3 separate regions of the Homo sapiens genome follow, and regions 1 and 2 are each linked to region 3. A link is a contact called in ENCODE Hi-C or POLR2A ChIA-PET data. All regions are on one chromosome and are shown on one strand. Each heading gives the region's core, a stretch centred on a gene start or an enhancer-like site at or near the end of the contact. The rest is flanking DNA. Distances are from core to core; before and after follow the strand shown. Region 1 overlaps AKT3 (AKT serine/threonine kinase 3). Region 2 overlaps ADSS2 (adenylosuccinate synthase 2). Region 3 overlaps LINC02774 (long intergenic non-protein coding RNA 2774).

Region 1 (2,700 bases), core at 12-2,511, 330 kb after region 3:
CTCTATGTAGATGATCATGTCAGGTGAGAACAAAGACAGTTTTACTGCTATTTTCTAATATGTGTACATTTCCTTGCCTTATTAAACTATCCAGGATGTTTAGAACAGTGTTAAAGAGCAGGATAAGAGCAAATATCCTTGCTTTATACCTAATTTTAGGGCAGAAGCATTCATACTGTCACCATTAACCATGTTGTTAGCTGTAGATTTTTCGTAGATGCTCTTTATTAAAAGTTGAAGAATTTCTATTAGTAATTTGATGAGTTTAAATAATCTTAGTTTGATTAGCTCTGCTTCTTTGTTCTTATGGTGGTAGCTTTAGGGTTTAGAATATGTATCTTTTCTCATCACGGTAGACTTTCAAACAATATGCTGTGTCACTTTACCTGTACTGTAAGAACCTTATAACAGCATACGTCTATTTTCTTACCTTCTATCTGAACCTTAAAAGGCATACATCTGTTTCCCTGCCTTCTGTCTTTTGTGCAGTTGTTCTCAGACATTTTACTTCCATGTATTTTTTAACCTTTACAATACACTGTTTTTGCCTTAAGCAATTATCTTTAAAATAATTTTTAATAGAAAAAATGTTTTATATTCATAAAGTAGTCATTTTAAGTGTTCTCTTTTCCTTTGTGTTGGTATACATTTTCATCTATTACATTTTCCTTTTGCATAAAAACTTCCTTTAGCATTTGTTTTTGTAGTGCAGGTCTGATAGCCGTAACTTTTGTTAGCTTTTATTTGTGTGAGAAAATCTGCATTTTGTCTTAAGATGTTTCCCTTTCTTTAAAACAGTTTTGCTGAGTTAATAACAAATTATAAATAATTTGTACATATTTAAAGTGTACAATCTGATAACTTTTGACCCATGAAATCATCACCACGATAAAAATAACATCCCCACAAATGTTCTCCTATACAGGAGATTTTAGGAGGAAAGGTGCATTTGAACTAAATCTTCAAGAACAGGTATGTTCCCCAAATAAGATTAGCTCATTCAATCAAAAGTATGTATTAAATGCTTACTGCGTTCGCTAGGATGAATAAAACAGTCATGATTTCTAGAAGGAGATGCATATTATAAAATAATAAAACAAAATAAACCCAATAAATATAATGGCAACAGAGTGCTGTAGTATGAGAGAGAATGATGGAGAACCTACTATAAATTTAGTTATCTCTTTGAGGAAGTAGTGTTAGGTTGACATTTGAAGGGTATGTGGGAAGGAACTTCCTGTGCTCTGATGAGAGAAGCCTGTTGAGCATGAGACTTTAGGGCACGGCTGTAGATGCAGTCATCTTTTTGCAAGGATGGGCTGAATACCTGTTCACTTACTAAACCGTGGGAGTACAGCTACACTCTAGTGCAGTTCCTGTTAGGCTATTATGAGAGAGAGTTATGGAGAAAATTTCTTCCTAATAGAATGATGAAATATGCTTGTATATTTAGTAGTTTGAGTTAATGCATTTTACATTACTGTATTCCTATAGCATGGCTAAGCTTAACAATAAAAAAAAACTATGTAGTCTTTGCCTTTATAAAGGAACTTAACTTGATAAAGATAAGCTCCCTATTTTAGCAGCAAATAATTCACTTTCCTTTTTGAACAAAGATAAGATTATTCAACTATTATATATGATTTTTAATACTTCCAATGAAAATATTTTACCTCAAAAACCTTAAGGATGATTTTTCTTATAATTTTTTGAGAGGTATTTCTGAATTTAATTTTATTTTTTGCAATACATATTTATGAAGAATATAATATGTGTCATATACTAGGCATGGTGCTGAAGATGCAAAGATATGGTGTACTGTCATAATTTTCTCATTTTCCTATGCCTTTGCCAAGAAAAAAATAGAGCATTAAATTTATAATAAGCATAAATCAGTACATTAATTATTAGTACATTTATTTGAAACCTTTGAATAATTTTTTTCTATTGCAAAAGTGATAATGTACATTCATTACAGAGAACTTCAAAAAGCCAAAAAAATTATTTTAATTCTGTCAAAAAAGTTCTTATTGAATGCTGCTTTCTTCAAGGCAGGCACTGTACTATGTGCTTAGTATACTACATGAGCAAGACAGATGGTCTCTGCATTTAAGAAGGGCATAGGCCAGGCCCAGTGGCTCATGCCCAGCACTTTGGGAGGCCAAGGCAGGAGGATCACTTGAACCCAAGAGTTCAAGACCAGCCTGAGCAACATAGGGAGACCCTGTATCTACCAAAATAGTTAAAAATTAGCCAGGTGTGGTAGCCAGTGCCTGTGCTCCCAGCTACTCGAGAGACTGAAGTGGGAAGATTGAGTGAGCCCAAGAGGTTGAGGCTGCAGTGAGCCATCATGCGACTGCACTTCAGCCTTGGCAACAGAGTGAGACCCTGTCACCAAAACAAAACAAAACAAAACAAAAATGCATAGTATTCTGGGGAATGGATATTAAATAATTACAAGTATTTTTTGAGGTATGAAACAGAAGATAAAAACCACTCTAAATCTTACCATCTAGAAATAATTGCTAATACCGTGTTAATATATTTTCCACTGTTTATACTGTACACATATTTTCAATTTTATCATTTTAAAATATGTTACTTGTTGCCTACTAATTATGTAGATACACTTTAACTTATTAAAACCTTCCCAAATCATTGAACGTTTAGGTTGTTTTCATTTTTTAGTCAACTTAAGTA
Region 2 (2,700 bases), core at 74-2,573, 490 kb before region 3:
AGCTATTCTCCTACCTCAGCCTCCCGAGTAGCTGGGATTAGAGGTGCGCGCCACCACGCCTGGCTAATTTTTGTATTTTTAGTAAGAGACGGGGTTTCACCATGTTGGCCAGGCTGGTCTCTCCTGACCTCTTGGTCTGCCCACCTCAGCCTCCCAAAGTGCTGGGATTACAGGCATGAGCCAGCATGCCCGGCCAACTGTCTTTTCTTTTAACTTGCCTATGTGCCTTTGAAATAGAATAAAGGAAAGATCATTGTTACTTTACAGAGTGCACATGATTTGCATAAATGCCCAGGAAGATACAAAGTAATATTTTTATTCCTTAAAGTAAATACGATGCTCATCTTTAAATAGAAGATAATAGATTACTTCTCACCCTTTCTGACCCTGTCTTTAATTCTTAGTCTGTTTTTTTTTTATCCTGTGACATTGTCTCATTCACTTCTCCCTCTTAATAACAAATCCTCATGTATCTCTACCACCACAAAAAATGTTGTGTGTTTTTGGGGGGTTAAAAATGGTTTATGGTTTGTTTGGGTTAAATTACCCTTGAGATTTGGAGTTTCCTGAATATACACTGGGAAATAATTGGTATAGAAAATGGGAAATCTCACTAGAAAAAAATGTAAGAAAAAATTTTTAAAAATAATTAAGCCTATTTATTAAAGAACAAATATAAGATGGCGAGGGAGTTAGGCATAACAACGTATGGCTGTATCTAGTTATGTGAAGTCATTCTTTTAACAGATGGCTTTTTCCTTGTATCGTTTTGTTGGCATTGATGGATATTTGAAACATAAGAAAAAGTGAAGTGTGTGGGATGTGTCCTCCGTGTAAAATCTCTTTTGCCTTGTGCTTCGTTTCCAGCATGATTCTTGTTTTCCAAATTACTAGTTGCCCCTCCCAGCATGATGTCAAATTTAGTAAGCATATTTGCTTACTGCTCTTGGTCAGCATTTTCTTGAAATATAAACAGCAGTGAGTCTAACAAAAATCTGTAAAATACCACGAAGGTTGATCCTAACAGTACCTTATGGAAGCTGGCAATTCTGCAAATAATCTGAAACCATGTGATGCAGATGATTCGATTTCCATAGACTCCTGTAGTGGGCAGTTTCTGAGGCTGTGCAAGTTAAAATCATATTCTCATCTAGATGTTGAAGATGCTTATCTTGGCCTGTTATCAGGAACTTGATCACCAACTTTCTGTAGGTCTCTGCTGGTGTTGGTCAATATTTTACTATCCTAAGTCATTAGGAAAGTGAAAATATTGCACAGTTAAAAAGGGAACAGTAAGGCATACTGTCCTGTGCTGGGTCTTATTTGTACATCCTGTTTAGAAATCGGCACAGTCTGCTAACAGAATAGAGAACAGCAAAAAGGCACATAGGGAAAAGTTATGGTGATACTGAGAAAAGTAGGGGACTACCTGTTTTAATCCCAACGAGTGAACATTAGAGATGAATTGATTCAATTCCTTTTCTCTTTGTATTCTCCTAGTTAAGTGGATTGGTGTTGGTAAATCCAGAGAATCTATGATTCAACTCTTTTAATGATTGCCAGTAATGCAAGAAACACTCCTTGAGAGGGAGGGGAAAAGACTTTCTTAAATATTTCATTTATGACCTGCAAATTCAAGAATAAAGACACTGAAGTAAGTTTGAAGCCCTACAGTTGTTTCCAGTCTTTTCAGATGGATGCCTACTGTGGAGATTAACTTTGGCATATTCCAGTGTCAGCTTTCTTTAGCTGGAATTGCCAAATCATTTGTTGCTCCTGCTGCTCTCATGGTGCCACGTTTTTTTTTTCAATGTTTAGTAATAGTATAATCCATGTTGTTTGATATCAAAAGTAGAATTACTTTTAATGTAGTTTTTCTTCATTATTGTCATTGCGTGTTCTTAAGTTTTACCCCTATTAGATGGTAAGAACAATTAATGCAGTTTTGCACAAATATTTTTACATTCTGATCATTCAGTTCTGTCATTGTAATCTTTGTTGTTAGAAACAAATGATGAAAACATAGGGGTTCTGTAAACTTTTGTAATGCTATGAATTCTGTTTAAATTTTGGGCTGTCTATTTTCTGCTGAAACCATGCAAAATTGAGCTTTGGTGGGGCTGGGAGGGGGTTATGTATTCATGGGACCTTTAATTTGTACAGAACACAGAACTTATTTCTGTCAGTTATTTAATACATTGAAAATTTAGTGAAATGTTCAAAGAGAATAGATGTTTCCCAAAACAACAATCTTTATGTTAAAAATAGTCATTAAAAGATCTGTTGTAATATATGGTGGATATTTTTCTTTAATTTCAAACATTACCTCTGAAATGTGTATCTTTTCTTTTTTATCTTACCATTAATTTTAAATCTAGTGGATTGGTTTTCAACATCGTGCCTGCCGATATGCCTACAGAATCATCTGTAAGTGTCAAAATGAACCCACGTTGTTAGCCATAATTTTGATTATGCCTTTATTTCTCCTTTCTTGAAAAAAAAAAGGTGTTATTTTGACAATTAGGCATAACATTGTTTTGTAGATTATCTTTTAATGAACTATTTTAAATGTTAAATTAGGTGCCACTTAAATTTATTTTATTACACCATGAATAGCTGATTAAAAGAACCAAATATTTCTAGTATGCTTTGCGTATTGTGTTTTTGTTCTACTAAGAGAGGTTAGTAATAGTATATAGG
Region 3 (2,700 bases), core at 55-2,554:
CCTTGAAACTTCTCAAGAATGGCTCATGTAAAGTAGCTGCACACCAGGTGGGATATTATATTTCAAATCTGTTTCCTTTATGTTTCCATATATTTTCCTATTATTTTTCATTCTTCTGTTGGTCTATGTATGTAATTTTGCTTCTGGCAGCATCTGTCTCTTACTCTTTTGTTTGTTTCTGAGCCTTCTCTCCTATCACCTCTCATGTTTGATAATCTTTTACTTGTACATCTACTCATCCTATACTTCTATTTCACTAAAAGTACAGAAATGTAGGTAAGTCTGCTTATGGCTCCTATATTCAGGATTATATTGTTAAAGCTGTGACTTTGGCCTCTGGGATCAGAGCTGCCAAGAGCAAGACAAGTTCCCTGGCCAAGCGCTCTCGAGGGCAACAGAGACTGGGGCCAGAGGCCAGAGCTGAGCACTCACTATGGGGGCTTGCGACTAGGCTGGGAAGCCCAAGAGGGTCCCTTACTCATTTATTGCCCATGAGCAACCGATACACTTAGTTGGGAAACACACACACACACACACACACACATACACACATACAATCTTCTTTGAAAGAAGGGTTCCTATCAGACTGTCCAGTCAATAACAGCTACTTTCCTCCCCTTCCCCAGTGCAGGGCCCAGCTCTGTACCAAAAACAAACCTGACCTGAAGCAGGACAGGCTCAAACAGCTCAGCTCCCACACCCTGGCTCTTAGGGTTTGTCCAATCCCAATAGAACATAATAAGGAAACTGCTGATTTCCTTAAAAAAGAAAAAAAAAAAAGGAAAGAAATCCAAATCTGCCTAGGTTAACAAAGAAGGGAGGTTCTCCCTGTAGGAAGAGGCAGCAGGATTTGGAAGCCCAGGTTATTGTTCTCTGCGAAGGCTCACTAATTATCAACCGCCCCACAGCCAAGGCTGGCCTTGCCGGGGCAGGTTGGCAGAGGGGCTGCATTCCCTCCCCGTGTGCCCATGTCACCTGCTTTTTGACCTCCTGGGTTACAGCTAAGGCGAGGTTGCAACACATAAACAAGAATTTTCTAAAGAGACAAGAAGATGGCAGTAAACAGAAACGACTTCAATTTAGCTTCCTGCAAGTCTCCTCAGGGTCTGCCTGCAGCCTGGCTGTAGCTCCCGTATATCAGAAGCCATCTACCACAGAATAACAAAAGGGGGCTCTGTGGAATGCCAAAGGCCAAAAGCAGCTCAAGACACCACAGCAGTGCTCCTCAACCGGGAGCAATTTTGCCCTCCAAGAGGTATTTCACAATGTCTGGAGACATTCTTGGTTGTCACAACCGGAGGTGATACTACTGGAAATTAGTGAGCAGAGGCCAGGGATGTTGCTAAACATCCTGAAATGCACGGGGCAGGCCTCACAGCATGGAATTTTCTGGCCCCAAATGTCAGTAGGGCTGTGTTTGAGAAACGCTGCCCTGGAGGAAGACACTAGTTCACCTTTGTAAGAAAAACAGGGGACTGTGAATCTGATTCTGCTAGCATGAGCCCACCACCGTCACCAACCTGGAGGCTTCTAGGGGAGGAGAAGAAGGGCAAGAAGGACTGTGTATTAGAAAGTCACCAGTAATCACTGCAGCTCACAGGAGAGGAAGGGTGTGGTTGCCCCACACTAAGCCTGAGTAAGAGCAGACTTCAAGAAATCCATACCAGCAGCTTGACACGGGTCCTCTGGAATTTAGGAGAAAGAGGAGCTGGTAACCGGCTCTTCCAGGGTACACATCTAAACACAGGAGTCTGACTAGCATTGGCAGAGCAACCAGAGGAAAGACTTCATAGGGAGGAAGCTACACTTCTACCCACAGCACAAAAGGGCTGGCCTTGGGGTGCCATTAAAAAAAAAAAAAGACTCTACCTACAAGGACCCTCTGGAGGAACAGACATCCCCCTGCACAGGGACAGATTGCTAGGATCCCAGGGGCTGAGCATGACCCACAAACACATAGCCAGAGGAAAAGCATTGCCAGAAACAGATTCCAAGAAGGAATTTTTTAAAGACATGGGGTCTTGCTCTGTTGCCCAGTCTGGAGTGCAGTGGTGCAATCATAGCTCACTGCAGCTTTGACCTCCCAGGCTCAAGCAGTCTTGCCTCAGTCTCCCCAATAGCTGGAGAAAGGATTTCTGAGAAACTCGCAAAGGGACTCAAGGAGAGACAGTCATTTTGGACATCGGTCCCACCCAGAAGGGACCACTGCCAGACGTCAATGGTGTCCCTAACTCCCTGCACCCCACCCAGTGCCTGACCCTGGGGAGCCAAAGCAGCCAGCCAGTGAGCGTGAGATGAGGGAAAGCAAGGAGGGAAAATGAGCCGGCCGTGTTCCTCCCTGGCGGGTTTCTAAGTAGAAAGAAGGCCCAAGCTGCGGAGGAGAGAAGCTGTTGTATGATAAAAATATCACATTTTGAAATTGCACCAGGCTGAACCAGAGACATATGATTGTCAGACTGGACTGGGATTTTGGTTCTCTGAGAATAACGATCCAGGAATGTAAAATGGCACAGCTTCGGTGGAAAACAGTATAGCGGTTTCTCAAAAAGTTAAAAATAGCATTACTATATGATTCAGCAATTCCACTTCTGGGTATACACCCAAAAGAATGGAAAGCAGGGAACTTGAATAAAGACATTTGCACACCCATGTTCACATCAGCAGGGTTCACAATAGCCGAAAGGTGGAAGCAACCCATGT

The links. Hi-C counts contacts between places; a loop is a spot of excess contacts on that map. ChIA-PET counts read pairs that join two places held with the same protein, here RNA polymerase II (POLR2A).
Region 1: a loop to region 3 is called in a map of aorta, with 6 times the contacts of the local background. The contact joins two enhancer-like sites. A Hi-C loop is called at or near these places in 2 of 168 maps with a recorded cell type or tissue (aorta and chondrocyte). POLR2A ChIA-PET finds 5 or more read pairs at or near these places in 1 of 52 experiments (activated CD4-positive, alpha-beta T cell).
Region 2: a loop to region 3 is called in a map of endothelial cell of hepatic sinusoid, with 3 times the contacts of the local background. The contact joins two enhancer-like sites. A Hi-C loop is called at or near these places in 1 of 168 maps with a recorded cell type or tissue (endothelial cell of hepatic sinusoid). POLR2A ChIA-PET finds 5 or more read pairs at or near these places in 1 of 52 experiments (AG04449).

What each region holds. Positions count from the first base shown.
Region 1 is chr1:243,597,217-243,599,916 of GRCh38, reverse strand. All of the region lies in intron 8 of AKT3 (AKT serine/threonine kinase 3), which reads left to right. Among named protein-coding and RNA genes, the nearest start is that of AKT3-IT1, 200 kb to the left of the region's middle. Within about 2 kb of position 1,261, at least 6 of the 41 ENCODE cell types and tissues checked have a DNase peak (open chromatin) inside an H3K27ac peak, as active enhancers do.
Region 2 is chr1:244,408,439-244,411,138 of GRCh38, reverse strand. It overlaps ADSS2 (adenylosuccinate synthase 2), which reads left to right. Exons shown (of 13, transcript NM_001126.5): 13 at 1,501-2,645. The coding sequence ends at 1,553. Among named protein-coding and RNA genes, the nearest start is that of ADSS2, 42 kb to the left of the region's middle. Within about 2 kb of position 1,323, at least 2 of the 41 ENCODE cell types and tissues checked have a DNase peak (open chromatin) inside an H3K27ac peak, as active enhancers do.
Region 3 is chr1:243,923,340-243,926,039 of GRCh38, reverse strand. All of the region lies in intron 1 of LINC02774 (long intergenic non-protein coding RNA 2774), which reads right to left. Among named protein-coding and RNA genes, the nearest start is that of LINC02774, 7.3 kb to the right of the region's middle. RefSeq lists an enhancer at 1,084-1,732. Within about 2 kb of position 1,304, at least 3 of the 41 ENCODE cell types and tissues checked have a DNase peak (open chromatin) inside an H3K27ac peak, as active enhancers do.